Regions from separate parts of the Mus musculus genome. Here region 1 is linked to region 2. Evidence: chromatin loops called from intact Hi-C (ENCODE). Cell type or tissue: left cerebral cortex. All regions are shown on one strand.

What was found. A loop is a pair of places that touch in the nucleus more often than their neighbours do. Peaks named below come from ENCODE experiments on the same cell type or tissue, not always from the same donor. Only the 100,000 strongest peaks of a DNase experiment are listed, where the experiment ranks them.
Region 1: a loop joins it to region 2, with 6 times the contacts of the local background. A loop is called at or near these places in 1 of 42 quality-filtered maps.

The regions. Positions count from the first base shown.
Region 1 is chr8:8,351,517-8,359,516 of GRCm38, forward strand. No RefSeq gene overlaps it. Among named protein-coding and RNA genes, the nearest start is that of Gm31135, 130 kb to the right of the region's middle. In left cerebral cortex, no CTCF peak of the experiment used is centred here; a DNase peak (open chromatin) is centred at 3,656.
Region 2 is chr8:8,229,976-8,237,975 of GRCm38, forward strand. No RefSeq gene overlaps it. Among named protein-coding and RNA genes, the nearest start is that of Gm31401, 150 kb to the left of the region's middle. In left cerebral cortex, no CTCF peak of the experiment used is centred here; DNase peaks (open chromatin) are centred at 1,506, 1,736, 2,236, 2,399 and 3 more places; H3K27ac peaks cover 2,990 bases.

The DNA of each region.
Region 1 (8,000 bases), 120 kb after region 2:
AGCCACACTCTCCAGAAAACAGGCAGAAGGTCTTTAGCTCAGAACACAAAGAAAAGTCAGACTGGGGTTGGGGGTGTGGCTCAGTGGTAAGGCACTTACATAGAGTACACAAAGTCCTGGGTTTCATCCCTATTTCTGAAAAGAAAGAAGGGAGAAAGGGAAGGAGAAAAGGAGGGAGGGGAGGGAGAGAGAGACAGAGGAAAAGAGGAAGGGAGGGAAGGAGAGAGGGAGAAAAAGAGGGATGGAGGATTGAAGGGAAGAAGGGAGGAAGAAGAGGAAAAAAGAGGGAGGAAGAGGTGAGAGCTTGAATTTCTGATCATCGTTCCCTATATTAATCTGGAAGCAAGTGTTAGGGCAAACAGGCCCAAGCCAAAACTTGGCCTCTTCTAAGCCCCTGCAAAACCTGGGACGTTGATATGTATGTATGTCTCCAGGCTAATGAGGTAACTGAATATTTTAATACATTTTCTGTTTTCTCCACAATCGCAACAGTGACCTGAGGCTGATAAATAAGAGCCCCCATTACTAAGTATCAAATACACTAGGAAAATATTTTCCAAAACAAGTTCGAAGAGCAAAGCACGCTTCTCTCCTCAAGTACTCATTCTCGGGAATGCCCCTCACTTCTTTCTAAATTACTGGAGATTGCCACTCCTCAAAAAGCCTCCAGTTAAAACTCACCCAGAATTCAGTGAGTCTCATCTGCCAGCTTGTTTGAAATCCTGAATGAGCCTTGATGTAGGGGTTTCTTCTCTGCTACCATATCAAAGAACGTCAAGACTGTTGACTACGAGGCAGGTTGGCCATACTAGTACATGTAAGAGTTTAAACTGGAAATTGAGCTTACTAATTAGTTTTGGTTTTTTATAATTAGTTTTAATTTATAAAACAATGGGAATCTAACCTCTGGAAGACAAGGGGAAGGGCAGCACCCAAGAGTTCTCAGCGGGGGCAGGAGAGATGGCTCAGACTGCTCTTCCAGAGGTCCTGAGTTCAATTCCCAGCAACCACATGGTGGCTCACAACCCTCTGTAGTGGGATCTGATGCCATCTTCTGGTGTGTCTGAAAACAGCAACAGTATACTCATATACATAAAATAAATAAATGTTGTTTTTTTTTTTTTTAAGGAGCTCTCAGCAGTTCTAAGGGACCCACCACATCAGACAGGCATTCACAAGGCAGAAGAAGGTGGAATGTGGCTATTGATATGAGCTATGGCCCTGCTCAATTAAGTACACAGAAAGCAGCAATATCATTCCTGAGTTCTAGAACCTTCCATGCTTCAGCAGCTAGAGGGACCACAGACTTGATGAATCTTTAAATCACTAACATGGAAAACAACATCACGTGACTGCACAGCCTCAATTTTATCCATGGCTATAGTTTACTTCCTGTTTTCCAATTTGATAGCAAAATCTAAAAAACAAGCATTTTAAATAGGAGGCCTGATTCTCACCTATCTTTGGATGCTCTGACTCTAGTCAGACTCAGCTCATTTCTTACATGACAGGATAGGAAACTAAAGCCAAGGAAGCAAACTGCATCTGTCATTCCATCAACAGAGGAGCTCTGAACAGCAATGGCTCGGTGTGGTACCACACAGTTCATCACTGGCAAGAAATGACTCAACATGGGTTAAACTCAAATTTTTGTGGTGGACAACAAGACTGCTTGCAGTGTGAAAAATATATTCACACCACGCTTTTCTCCAAACGCAGAAATGTCAAGCAGACCTTTCTAATGATGGACTCCATGAGGGATGGGGGAGCCCAGCTTGGCAGAGAACATTCTGCCACACCTGAAACTCCTTCCAAAAGCCACAAAGCTTGAGTTTGGGGTCAGCAAAACCCCAAATTGTCCTCAGGAACACCCAGACCCTTGTGTTTATAGAGAAATTTGAACCCATATGTTTCTTATTCCCCCTGAACAGCATGGCCCAAGGGTTTTTACAAGCTTTTCTCATGAAATTTTCTGTATTTGAAACTCAAAAGTAATATTTAACCAAAAATAAACTAAATGTAAAGTCCTACCTATGGGGTATTAATTTGAACCAAGACCACAAAACTGCCTTTTAAAATGCAAACCCCTGGTTTCTGGGAAATGGAGGCTCCAGAGCTCTCACCTCTTCCTTCCTCTTGGTCAAGCTTTGCGTGCAGAGAAGCAAGCATCTGTGTGTGTGTGTGTGTGTGTGTGTGTGTGTGTGTGTGTGTGTGTGTGCATGTGCATACGTGTGTGAAGATGTCGTTCATCCATATGTTTATGTGATCTGGGTGTGCATGTACATGTGTATGTGGAGGTGTCTCTGTGTGTGTGTGTGTGTGTGTGTGTGTGTGTGTGTGTGTGTGCGCGATGGTGTCTCTCTGTGTGTGATCTGTGTGTGTTTATGTGTATGAAGGTGTGTGTGTGCGCGCATGTGTATATGTGTGAAAGTGTTGTGCATGCATGTGTTTATGTGGTCTGTGTGTGCATGTATATGTGGAGGTATCTGTGTGTGTATATATATATGTGTGTGTATGTTGGTGAAGATGTCTCTGTGTGTGATCTGTGTGTGTATATGAATGAAGGTATCTGTGTGTATGTGTGTGTGTGTGTGTGTGTGTGTGTGTGTGTGTGTGTGAGATGGTGTCTCTCTGTGTGTGATCTGTATTTGTATGAAGGTATCTGTGTGTGTGTGTGTGTGTGTGTGTATGTGTGTGTGAGATGGTGTCTCTCTGTGTGTGATCTGTATTTGTATGAAGGTATCTGTGTGTGTGTGTGTGTGTGTGTGTGTGAAGTTACAGGTCAATATTGGGTACCACTCCTCAGGTACTGTCCATCTTTCTTTTTGAGACAGGATCTGTCAAAGACCTGGGTGTCGGCCAAGCAGTCCAGCTGGCTAGGCAGCACACCCCAGACATCTACCTCCAATGCCTCAGAACTGAGGTTACAGCCTCTCCTGGCTCTATGCATGGGTTCCTGGGGTCTAACTCCCTCCCTCATACTGGAGCTGCAAGCACTTTACCAAGCGAGCAAAGGAGCTCTATGGTGAGCCAGAGTCCTCTCTCCAGCCTCTGCTCCAAATCAAGGAGATCAACACTCTTAACCTCTCTGTAAGAGCACACTTGTTGGCAAATTCACGATCACCCGCACATCCAGGATCTAGACTTAAAGCACAGAGTGGAATGAGGACTTTGGGGAGCGTGAGTAGAAGGGAGAGTAGGAGCTAGAGGCCAAGCAGGACCAACATTCACGGAAAGACATCTGAAAATGTTATCACGAACTCTGCTTCCAGCCATGCTGGGCACAGCCTGTCATCCCAGCTACAAGGGCAGTGAGGCTACAGGACTGCAAGTTCAAGGTTTGCCTGGGTTATAGAATTAGTTCAAGCCTTGCACAGGAAACGTGGTGAGACCTCTGTTTCAAAATTAAAAGTGAAAATACTACTGGAGGCATAGGGAGAGCGTGCCTAGCATGTGTAGGTCCTTAGGCTCAATCCCCAGGATGGCAAAAGAAGAATTAGGAAGAAGGGCAAGGAACGTAAGGACAAGAAGAAGAGAGACCCACTGTTTTGCACAGTCAGTAGTTGCTAGTAGAAAAAGGGAAAGTTGGCATGTACTGTGCACAGCAGCACTGAGCCCATGCACAGCTGCTGAGCTGGCATTGCCACTTTGGGATAGCTGGGCACTGAGTGTGTCTTACCCGCCAGCACACGGGCTGGTGTGACCCAGTTTTTTCAATGTATGCAATTATTCTGCCTCTACCATAATGTCTCAGGCATACAAAAATCAGGAGAACTTCACGACCATTTGAGGCAGAGTTGGGAGACACACACCCAGCCATTGTGTCACATGACTGTAAAACCCAAACCTGGGAAAGCAAAAAGACTGTGGGCTTGAGGCCAGCTCAAGATGCATAGAAAGACCCTGTCTGGAGAAGAAAAGAAAAAAGAAAAAACCTTCCTTTTAAAGGGAGTAATAGAGTGTAAAAAGGGATAGAGCAGACAGGGAAGAGAGGGACAGAATTCAAGGTCAAAGTCTGCTACATACAAGCATGAAAACGTCACAATGGAACCCATTGCTCTGTACAATTAATATTCACCAACAACAACTTTATAGTCACTTTTTCAAAGTATAATATTTTTTCAGACAAACAAGAAATTATTTGGCCACTTATTTAGCCTTTCGGAGCTAGTTCTATGATATGAATTTAAATTTTGAGAATTTTTATCTGAATTAAATCTTTTCAAAACACTCGCAGGTTTCATAGCACCATATTGCACCCTGGGGAATTTGTATTCTTACTTCTAATATCTACTGGATTTCAAAAGCAAATTCTAGACCAAATATTTGGAGTAACTTGAGTTTTGTCTATATGCCATCTTCTGACTAGTGCAAAAGAGGTTTACAGAAATTGGACCCTTGAGAGAAATGATTTCTTACCAGCCATAAAACCAGGTGCACGGGAGCGTTCATTAACAGTAAGCATTAGAAGGGGAATCTGAGAGTTGCCTGAAATCCTACAGCACAGACGGGAGACAAATCCCAGTCAGCTGTGTTATCTGGCTCTGTGAGTGCCCATGAAAAATAGTAATGGCCAAAGGTCAAATAATTTATTTCTAGGGTATTCATGTCCATGTATTTTTGCATTAAGAGAGAGGGACACATAGAAACGTTTCCAATGAAAATCAAGCTAAGTAATCAAAGACAAAATACAAGAGCATTTACGGACCCTAAGGCCAATTCTTTCCCCTGTAAGCCAGCCCGAGCCACTGAAGGCCATGGGCAGCTGGTTGGCATCAAACATGGAAGATGCTGCTCTGCAGGATTATCACAGTGCTTTATACAGATTACTCTCCTCCCTCGTGTTGACTTGCACTTTAGGATCAGACAGACTTTCACCTAATTCAGACTTCAAGGTATTATAAACTGACCCCTCTGAACGAGAAACGATAACATTCTCCAAATAAAGGGAGAAGCAATAAAGGTAGAAATTTCTCATTTTCACCTCATTCAGACTCTACGGTATCGTAAACTGACCCCCGTGAGCAAGGTAAGACAATGTTCCTTAAGCTATACATGAATTTGCTCGCTGTAATGTGTAAGACTTGGGATTATAAGTGATCTCATTCATTATTTTCCTTCAGCAAAAGCACAAATCCCAGTTTAGAAAACAGAGTCAGTAACTCTATGAGAACTGGAAATGTTCTGATAGGCCAGCCAGCTCTTGCCAGTGAGGAGCTCTTTCTAACCCTCCTCCAAATACATTTACTGCATGAAGTTTCACATTTTTTGTGTATCAATGATGCTTCGTCCTTATTCCTAGTGTACCCAGAAGGGATGGGGACTGGGGCAGGAGACTGTCCTGTTAAGAGAACTGACTGTTCTTCCAGAGGACTCAGGTTCAATTCCTAGCACCCACATGGCAGCTCACAACTGTCTGTAATTCCAGGATCTGACATACTCACATAGACATACATGCACATTAAATAAATAAATAAATAAATAAATAAATAAATAAATAAAACATACATATGGACTTCATTCTGCCAAGAATAAGATTTTCTAGAAGACATTTGCCATACACACACACACACACACACACACACACGTACACACGCACGCACATGCACGCACACATATATACTTATATATACAAATACGAATACACAGACAAAGGAATCTGTTGGGACCCTGCTGTCATTACACTTTAGCCCTTAGCTCTCACAGTGTGTTCCCTCATCACTTCTCAGTGTGCCTTTGCCAGTACTATGATCTTCTGCTGCTTCAAATGACAAGTGTCTAGCGAACGGGGCAAGCTCAGACCTCTCTTGCAGCCTCATGGGTCACACCTACATCCTCACAACTGTTGTCTAAACAGATCATTTTTCCCAACTAAACAAGCAGATACCACATTTCAGGGCATCAGAGGTACAGTGTCTTTAATTGGAGAAAGTACCTCTCTCATGTCAGAGGAAGAAACAAGTTTCATTTTGGGAGAATTGAAACTTGTTTTGCATCTTTGCTCCACATTTTCCCTGTTCCTCTGGCTAAAGAAGGACAATTAGGTAGATTCACCCCATGCAAACAACACATTCTATTTCTCTCTTGAGTTCTTGGAAGGGGCTAAAAACAGCGCTCACAGAGGCTCTACCCAGCAGCTTATCGAAACAGATGCAGAGACACACAGCCAAACATTAAACAGTACTCAGGAAGTCCTGTGGATGAATTGAGAGAAGGATTGAGGGACCCGGAGGGGACAGGGACCCCACAAGAAGACCAACAGAGTCAACTAACCTGGACCCTTGGGAGCTCCCAGAGACTGAATGACGAACCAAAGAGCAAGCATGGGCTGGACCTGGGCACACATATGTAGCAGATGTGCAACTTGATCTTCATGCAGGTCCCCCAACAACTGGAGCAGGGGCTTACCCTGATTCTATTGCCCGCATGTGGATCCTGCTCCATAACTGGGAGCTTTGTCCGGCCTCAGTGGAAGAAGGTAAGTCTGGTCCTGCAGTGACTTGATGTTGAAAGGTAGGTTGGTACCTGGAGCAGGGGGAGATTCTCAGAGAAGTGGATCAAGGGAAGGGCAGTGTAAAGGGAGACTGGGAGGAAAGGGGGAACTGTGATTGGGATGTAGAGTGGATAAATAAATCAATGAAGATAAACAAACAAACAAACATCCCTCATAGCTCTTTTAAGAGTTCAACTCACCTCTTGGACAAGCAACAGTGAGAAAGGAACGTGACTCACGGGTGTCTCTTAGGGCCGTTAGGATGAGTCCTTATGAATGGACTTCAATCTGCCAAGAATTAGAATTTTCTAGAAGATATTTGCAGGGTCTCATTAAAGACACACATCTAAGTCCACAGGGCCATACTTAACAAGATACCTGAGAAGAGAGCATACAACCCCTCACCCCCATCTTATTAGAACAAATCTCTGAATGTCTCAACCTAGAGGCAACAGATAGATCTTGAATTCTGATTAGATCTCTCTTTGATAAGTAGACCCATGCCCAAATTGCTGTTAGTTGTTCTGGTCTGATTAATGCAAGAATTAGCAATGAGGGACTCCGTAAGTGTCCCCTAGGACATTTTCTGTTTCTGTTCTGTTGACCAAGCAAGAAGGCTCTACCCCTCTGCATAGAAACAGAGTCACTGTCTCAATGGAAGGCTATGATACAAGAGGCCACAAAGTGGCTGCTACTCCTATAGCTAAAGGCATTACAGCACACATTGCTACTGACAGCTAAAGTGTTGTGTACTTTGAAGAAGGGCTGAACAGTTGAACATTTTCAAATTTCAAGACAAGTGTCTCAGACAAATACTAAAGACATAAGACATTATACACACCAGGCAAAGTGAGATAAAGGCACTATTTAATTGATAAAACAAAATCCACATGTGATTTCTCTCCTTTAAAGACCAAACTGATGAGTTTCCAATGTTTTTATCCTTCCTGGAATTGACTGTGAAATTATGCAGATGGGTGCAGAGGAAGGGTACAGGGATGTTCAGGAGTACAGAGCCTGTAAGGAATTGTCTCAAGCCATTTGATAGAGGAGAGGAAGGAAGATGTAGGGAAGTAGAGGCAGAAGAGGAAGTGAGGGGATAGGAAAAGGAGGAGGAAGAAGGACAGGAGGGAGGGAGGAAAGGCAGAAAGGACAGAATGAGAGAAGAGAGAGGAGGAGGAAGGAGAGGAAGGGAGGAATTGCCATGGAATACTGTATTGTAAACAAAGCCCAGGAACCTGACACAGTAAGACAGGCCTCCTCACGCTATACATTTCACACTGCTCTGCTGTGTTCAAGTCTCCAAGATCAGACTGTCAGCAATAGCACCAAAATCAGTCTTCCTGGGCCTCTCACAGGAGGCAGTAGCCAGAAAGGCACAGATGACACCATGGGGGTCCAAGACTGCAGAGCCTCAGCCCTGGGGGAGATGAGACAAATAGGTCATGAAACAACCTCACAGAATGTCTGCACCTCCACACACAGAGAGGAACTGAAGGCACAGTAC
Region 2 (8,000 bases):
GTTCCATTTTACAAAGAACATAAAACTTTGAAAAACACTCACTTGTCACACACTGCCACGAGGCAAGGATTTTCCTGTCTGTGGAAAGAACAGACACACAGCTGACAATAGCACAAGCTAACTGGGAAGGGGTGTGAGGGACCACTGACATGAACAACTCTCAGAAAGGAAGTGTCTTAGGGTTTCTATTCCTGCACAAACAGCATGACCAAGAAACAAGTTGGGGAGGAAAGGGTTTATTCGGCTTACACTTCCATGCTGCTGTTCATCACCAAGGAAGTCAGCACTGGAACTCAAGCAGGTTAGGAAGCAGGAGCTGATGCAGAGGCCATGGAGGGATGTTCTTTACTGGCTTGCCTCTCCTGGCTTGCTCAGCCTGCTCTCTTATAGAACCCAAGACTACCAGCCCAGAGATGGTCCCACCCACAAGGGGCCTTTCCCCCTTGATCACTAATTGAGAAAATGCCTTAGAGTTGGATCTCATAGAGGCATTTCCTCAACTGAAGCTCCTTTCTCTGTGATAACCCCAGCTGTGTCAAGTTGACACAAAACTAGCCAGTACAGGAAGGGTAGCCATCCTCTACCATACTGCATGGAGACCTTCCATGTGAAAGGAAATGGAAAGACCTGGTGAGTCTGGAATGAGATGACTGGTCCACCTTACAATGACAGAGCTAAAGCAAGAGGTCCAGGAAATCAGTAGAGACTTGGGATCTAGAGATCTTGACTTAAAACTACAAGTCTGAATTGATCAACTGGACAATGATGGGCCTCATGTAGGAGATGGATAGAAACAGCACAGGTCTAGTTTCTGGGATGAAGCAAGGATGGCTTTCTCAGCAGGGGCTACACGGAAGGGAGGACAAGTCTAGGAACTGGAGGTTTTGTCCCTTCCTCCTGTCTCATGTTCTTGGTTCCAACACCACTGGTATCCATGTAGGCTTTTGGAGAGCATCGTATTAATCCTTGTCATAAACACAAGTTAAAACATGTTCCTCTCTTCCCTGTGGCGGTTACATGGTACTTTAACTCTTCCTTGCATATTTTTCATTTTTCATTTTCTCAGGGGTTCCCTATGACCCCTGCTACATTCCCTTGTTCATGTCTTCTTAGAACCACAGGCCCTTTCTGGAAGCAGCCTCAGCATTTCACACTTGGAGTTAGAATAAGATTTACAAGAATAGGACTGTGTGTGCTTTCAGTTTTACGCTTTGTACACAACACATAACTATAGAAGTATTCAATACGCTTTTGAGTAAACAGTGAGTGGATGAGTGGAAGGGGGTGAACATCAAGGAAAACTCATCTCTTATTAATGTGAGTTTGGCTTTGCCACTTAGGAAAACTTTCCCCCTGCTCAGCTTCCTCTACCAGTAATAGACCAAGGAGCAGTGGCCCTTTCCTGCCCTAGAGGAAGCTTGGCTGAGGGACAAAAGACGCGGGGAGCTGTCACTGGTTGCTGTCTTTGCTACCCAGAATGAATTGTGCCAGCATCAGGATGCCAGCTCTGATTAAATTCTTTTGATTCTGGGCTTCCCTCTGACAGAGATGAGGAAAGGGTGTTGGTTCATCCCACCACTGCAGAAAGGGAAAATAAACACAGTTTTCATTTATTAGAGACCAGTATAAGAAGCAGCCCTTCAGAACTCTCTGACATGGCCTCATTACAACATAACAACGTGTTGAGAAAGAGCCCATCACTCTTTCCTACTTCATTTGGCTCCCACCATGACCACACAGCTTTTCAAAAACCCCAGCGCTGTGTTTTCCAAAATCCACTTGGAACTCCATCACAGCCTCCCCTTCCCTCTCAGCAGCTCCAACCCTCAGCTTGAGAATTAAGGCATGAAACACATGGAAATACAATGTTCCAATCCATCTAATTAATGCATTAAGTCCCTCATTTACATAGTACAAATTTCCCTTTATGCTTTCAGTTGCTTGGCAATCGCTTGCCTCAAGAAAATATATTAGCAGCTAAAACGCTGCTTAACAATAAGAGAAATAACAAAGACATCAGCCATCTTTCAGGAAAGCATATTTCAGAAAGGAAAGGAAAGATCCATCATGGGAAGGGGCTTCAAATCTTTAAGGAGCTCAGGAACCAGTTTTAGAAATTGATGTGAGAAAGTGAGTAACGTGGCGTTCCTTATTCTGGCAGGCAGGAGGGACGTCGTTTAAGGTCTGTGGAGCAGATGCTGCCCTCAGATCTGCATAGCCGTTCCTCAAATATGCCTGCCCGATGAAGGCCATGCGGAGGGAAGCCAGGAGGTCAGTCAGCGTGCTTCCAGCATTAGTCCTAGGAAGGGTCTCACTGTCCCTCAAACCTGAGTACTCCAAAACCAAGGTAGACGGTGAACCAAATCGGTAACCAGAAAAAGTGCTATCAAGCCATACTGCATCACTGTAAATAGACAGATGGAGGGACAACTTTGATCCTAAATTAATCCCAGCTTGTGCCAGTGCACCACACACTCCTCCATTGCTGGGGAAGCCCCAGCTAAGTGGAGGCAAAACTACAGCCGTTAATATCTCTCCATGGGACTCTGCTTCCTCGGGATGAATCGAAAGGATGTACCAGAAGTACCCAGTCCAGGCAGAAGGGCAGTGTGAAGTTTCTGATTTGGAAATATAAGAAAACTTGTGAGGACCAAGCAGCAATTCCATCCTAACTCCTGAGAAGGCAAGTGAGTTCCTGCCAGGCTCAGAAAAATATATATATAGAAAGGGCATTTCAATTCCAGGCTGTAAAATGTTTCCTGAACACCTTGGAGTGCCACCTCAGCGGATCACTCACCCTCGTTCATGGCATCCCAGATCAAAATACATTTCAACAGTCTCTCTGCCAAACGATAATGTTCTCTGCACTGTCTAACAGTTGTGTGTAACACATCAAAATATCAAGAAAGGGCTTTAGATATAAAGTCCCTTTTCCAAGAGGAAGACAGGGGTATATGACCAAAATGCCTTACATATGCTCGCACGATTATCAATAAACAGATGATTTTCAGAAATTCATTTTGCTATTTATTAAATACTGAGAAACCTGAATGTTAACCACCACTTTTTTTTTTGAGATGAATTCACAATATTGAAACCATGACTTGATGAAGATCTCATGACATGACGGGCCGAGCATGATGGCTCAGCCTACAACCTCCACATTCACCAGAATGAAGCAGGAGAAGTCAGGACAGAATAAAATCAACCCAAGCTACAGAGTGGGGGTACAGGCTATAGGCTAGACACACACACACACACACACACACACACACAACACAACACCAAAACAAGAAATTCATAAAGTCAAAGTATATCCATATTCTCTCAATTCCAAACCGAAGCTCCAGAGGAGGAATACATTAGCACATCATATCAAATCATACTAAATGTAAACCACTTATCCTTGTGGGAGGAGATCAGATGCACAGTGTATAAAAGCCGTGCACAGCGGCCTGCTTTCCGACTGCATCTCTGTATTGGAATGGACATTTTCTCAGAATGTTACTCTTTAGCAATTGCTATATTTACAACTCCTGATAAAAATTAAAAACAAACAAGTGAATCTGAGACAGGAAAGTAAAAGAAGCTATGATGTCTCAATTGGTATATATATATATAATGCCAGGCCAAAATAAACAATTGTAACAAACTGGAAGAAATATCCATAGCCAGTTCCTGATTTGTTACCCCAGTTAGAAGATATCTCCTTCGAAGCCAATGTTCTGAGGCACTTTATAAATAGCCCTTTTTCTTCATGGGCTGGGTAGCATCTGCTGTCTAAGATGGCCTGGTTTTTTGGGACTGCTGTGAGGGACAGCTTCCAACTTCTAAACCCAGGCAGCAAGCTGTGTGAGGACATGTTTCCCAGGGAGGTTGACAGGTTGTGGTGGAAAGTTCCCAGGCGCTAATTTCAGAGTCATCTCCACTCTTTTTCTGAATCTTCATATCTGTGCAGGTGCCAAGCACTCTCTGGGGAGAATGTGAGCTACTTTTCTCTTTCATGTGACCAAATATCTGACAAGGAACGATATAAAATCAGGTTCATTTTGTCCCATGGTTTGAAGACACGGTACATCTTGGAAGGGAAGGTTAGGTAGGTGGAGGCAGCTGGCCTGCAGCTGTGGCACTGAAGCTGCCACATCTGGGTGGATGAGGCAACCGGGGTAGGACAGGAAGTGGGGCTAGACTATAAAATCTTAAAATTTACCCACTCTGACCTACTTGCGCCAGCTGGACCACAACCCCTAACAGTAACACAACCTCCCAAAACAGTGCCACCAACTAAGGACAAAACATTCAGACACATGACCTGTGACAGCCATGCCACACTGAAACTGGCGGGATGTCTGTATTGCTGGCTTTTTTCTATAATAACCATAGGTGCCAGGGTGTCTTTAAATTTCTTCTACAGCACTGAAAGTGGTCCCCTAAGGAGCATCCATTTTAACTTACCATCTCTTCTACATTGCTGATACACATAGCTCTGACTTTGCCAGGCCTTGGTTAAAATTTAACAGACTGGACAGGGAAGGTGTCACCGCCCCATTGCTGGAACCTATGCTATAGCCTGAGCCCTCCTGGCCCTCCTATTCATCCAAAGGCAAGCCTCATGCTTGCCAGTCTAAACTCCTAGTGTGGGGAAGGCAACACTCTTCCTTCTTCATTACTGCTCTATTGCAGGCCCCAAATAGCTTCACATGCCCAGACCCATCTTCTCTTTGAAGGCCAAGAACAACGCTCCTGCCTCCACCTAACTACAGTAGTCTGTCCATTTATCCAGATTGCTGTCCATTCTGTGGTCTTATAAAGCTTCACATAGTGCCTGTTAATATGGCACCGTAGGTCCAAGGCCACAACCTCATGAGAAGATGACTCAGCAATACAAAGCACTGGCTGCGCTTCCCAAGAACCCAGGTTCTATTCCCAGCATCCCCATGACTGCTCACAGCATCTCTACCTCCAGTGTCAGGATCCAGTTCCCTCTTCTGGCCTCCTCAGGCACCAGGCATTCATGTAGTACACAGATATAGTACATGCAGCTACGATAAACACTAAATAAATAAATAATTTTCTAAAGAAGAAATGGTAGATTATTTCAAAAGTTATGACTAATTCCATTTTTGCAGGCATCACAGTTCTCTTAATACTGGTTTTCTTCATGGTAAAGACAGACATATGGATACTGGCCTATCTACATACATGTGTACTACACAAGTACACATTCAAGTACAACATTTAGCAAAGAGACCAAGAAATAGTAACCTTGGATGACAGAGGTGATGGGATGCAGCAAAGCACATATCTACCATAAAAGAGGATAAAAGTTACGTTTTCTAATATCAACTCTGTCATGGCTTTTCTTTTTCCTTTCTTTTCTGTGATGGGATGCATAAAAGTGTAATTAACTGTAAGTGAAAACCCCTAACTTCCATGGCTTCCGGATGGCTATTCTAACTGTATATAGAATTTCGTTGAGATATATGGAGTTTGGGGCTGAGGAAGCTCTCATTTGCATAGCTTCCTTAAACTGTCTTCATAGTGTTATTTGTGAGCCCATTACAACAAAGTGATTTTATTTAATTTTTTTAAAAGGCTGAAGATGTTTTCTCAGCTAAATTAATTCACATAAATTATAAGCTTTATTTTGTCCTTGGAGATCTCCTAGTGTGAGATTTCAAGAGTGTTAGTTAGAAAATAAATGTCACTGGGGCACAGGGGCTACTATGTTTTACAAGTTTAGTGTCAATTATCAGTGTTCACCATGGGATTCCCAATCTGGAGGACTTCTGTGGTAACCTCAATATTTGTTTATAGGAATCAGCACATTGTTCTCAGAGATGCTTTGGTTTTTCTAACAGGTGGTACTCATCATAGTCTTCAGCTCATGGTTGGCTAATGAAAGCTGTAAAGGTTAGTAGTTATTGCCAACTTGACAGCATCTGGTATCACCTAGGAGACAAGCTTCAAGGCACACCTGTGGGTAATTATTTAGATCAGGCTAGCCTCTGGGTAGCCTGTGAGGGATTATCTTGTTTAAACTGACTGGGTGGCATTCTTTCATGCGCTTGACTCCTAGACGGCATAAAAAAGAGGAAGCTGAGGCTCAAGAGGTGACTCAAGAGCTGAGCACCTTGCTGGTATTACAAAGGACGCAAGTTGGGTTCCTAGCATCCATGTAGAGAGGCTCACCACTGCCTATAACTCCACCTCCAGGGGATCCAATGCCCTCCCCGTTCTGACCCCAACAGGTATCCTAACTCATGTGCACTTAACCCTACACAGACACACATTTTTGTAATTACATTATAATATTTTTCAAAGGAGGATGCTGTCTGGAGTGAGATCATTGTTCATTCTCTTCCATCTAATTGCAGATACAACCTAACAACTTGCCTCAAACTCCTCCTCTACCAGGATGGATGCTTTCCTCAGGTTGTAAGCCAAAGGTGGCATGATTGTGTACACTTTTAATTCCAGCCCTCAGAAGGCTGAGGCAGGTGACTCTATGTGTTTCAGTCCTCACTAGCTTCAGGAGAGCCAAGGCAACATAGTGAGATCCTGTCTTAACCACCTCCCCAAAGAGGAGGAAAAAACCGTGAGGCAAAATAGACCCCTTCCATCCTTAAGTTGTTATTGTTAGTATATTTTATTACAACAACAGGAAAAAATAACTGGGACACAAGCCGTGCTAGAATTTTTCCTTTGAAACACATAAACATTTTACATTAGAAAGACCCTCTCTAAAAGGATGCAGGATGTTTCATGACAATCATCCAAACAAACAGGCTACGCAAGGATACTGTCATCCAACAACCTCCCCGTATCAATTAGAACTAACTTTACACAGCCTCTTTCTGCACACAACAAAGTGTATTCCCCAACACTGAAAACACACCATTGTTGTGCAATGAAATTGTTTGTTGTGAGGTTGAACTAGCAGTCTCTTCCGATAGAACCACCATGCCATACAAGAAATATTGGTGCTTGAATTTTGAAGTGATTGTTCTCAGAGCTTAGAACTTCTCCTAGACTTCTGTAGTGAGCTCACAGAGGACTCGAGTCTCCGGTCCTTCTCACGAGTACAGTTCCAGCCTCTGCTCCGTGTGCCTCTTCTCTCAGCCTAAAGGAGTCCAAAATTACCTTTATCCTAATGCTGGACAGCACAGACCAGCTCAACAGCCCAGGGCACTACACGGCCTTTCAAGGCCTCTCCACATCCCTTACTTGGACATTCTTGCTTCTTCTATCGATACCAACATCCATGAAATTCATATTCTGGCCTCATTTCCTCTGACACTTTCCAGTCAACCAGCACCTTCCTTATCACCTCAGACGCTGACCACACTCCCTTCTCACCCTTATGACCTCAGCCTTTGAGCCCCGAAGCCTACCCCTCCCCTCTTCTCTGACTTCTTTAAATTCTATGCATTCCATGGGTCAATTGTCACCAGTTTTCAAATGGCTCCCTGGCCCTTGTGTCAAAGCTATCATCCTTGTGCACTCACATTCCCAGCAACGGATTAACACCTTGGTACCATGAGTCCTGAAATCATGGTGAGAGTGGAACGTGGATACCTACTCTTCACTGTTTCTGTTCCTTAGCTGTATTCTATCCTTTCGCTAACCAGCTACTAATCCCAGTCTGAGTTATAGCATCTCATGAGGTTGCTGCCCAGAGCCTGTTTCTCGTGCCCCACCTGCTGTGGTACAGATTTCTCCAGTCCACTTATTGCTTCTTGTCTCATGAGACTCCAGGAGATGTCAATATACACTCAGTCTCAGTGGCAGCCTCATGGATGGGAGAAGGAAAATGTCAAGCCAACTTCAAACACTGACCAGGGCACTATCACCATTCTAGAATTCTCATTGTACCTCAGTCCCCAGACACCCGTGCCCAGCACAGTGCCCAGATCTTGCCATGCACCCACTATATTCTTCACTATCCTTCATCAGTGGCTTCCTTTGCCTGTGGTTTTCATCCCTTCTGGCCCTTCAGC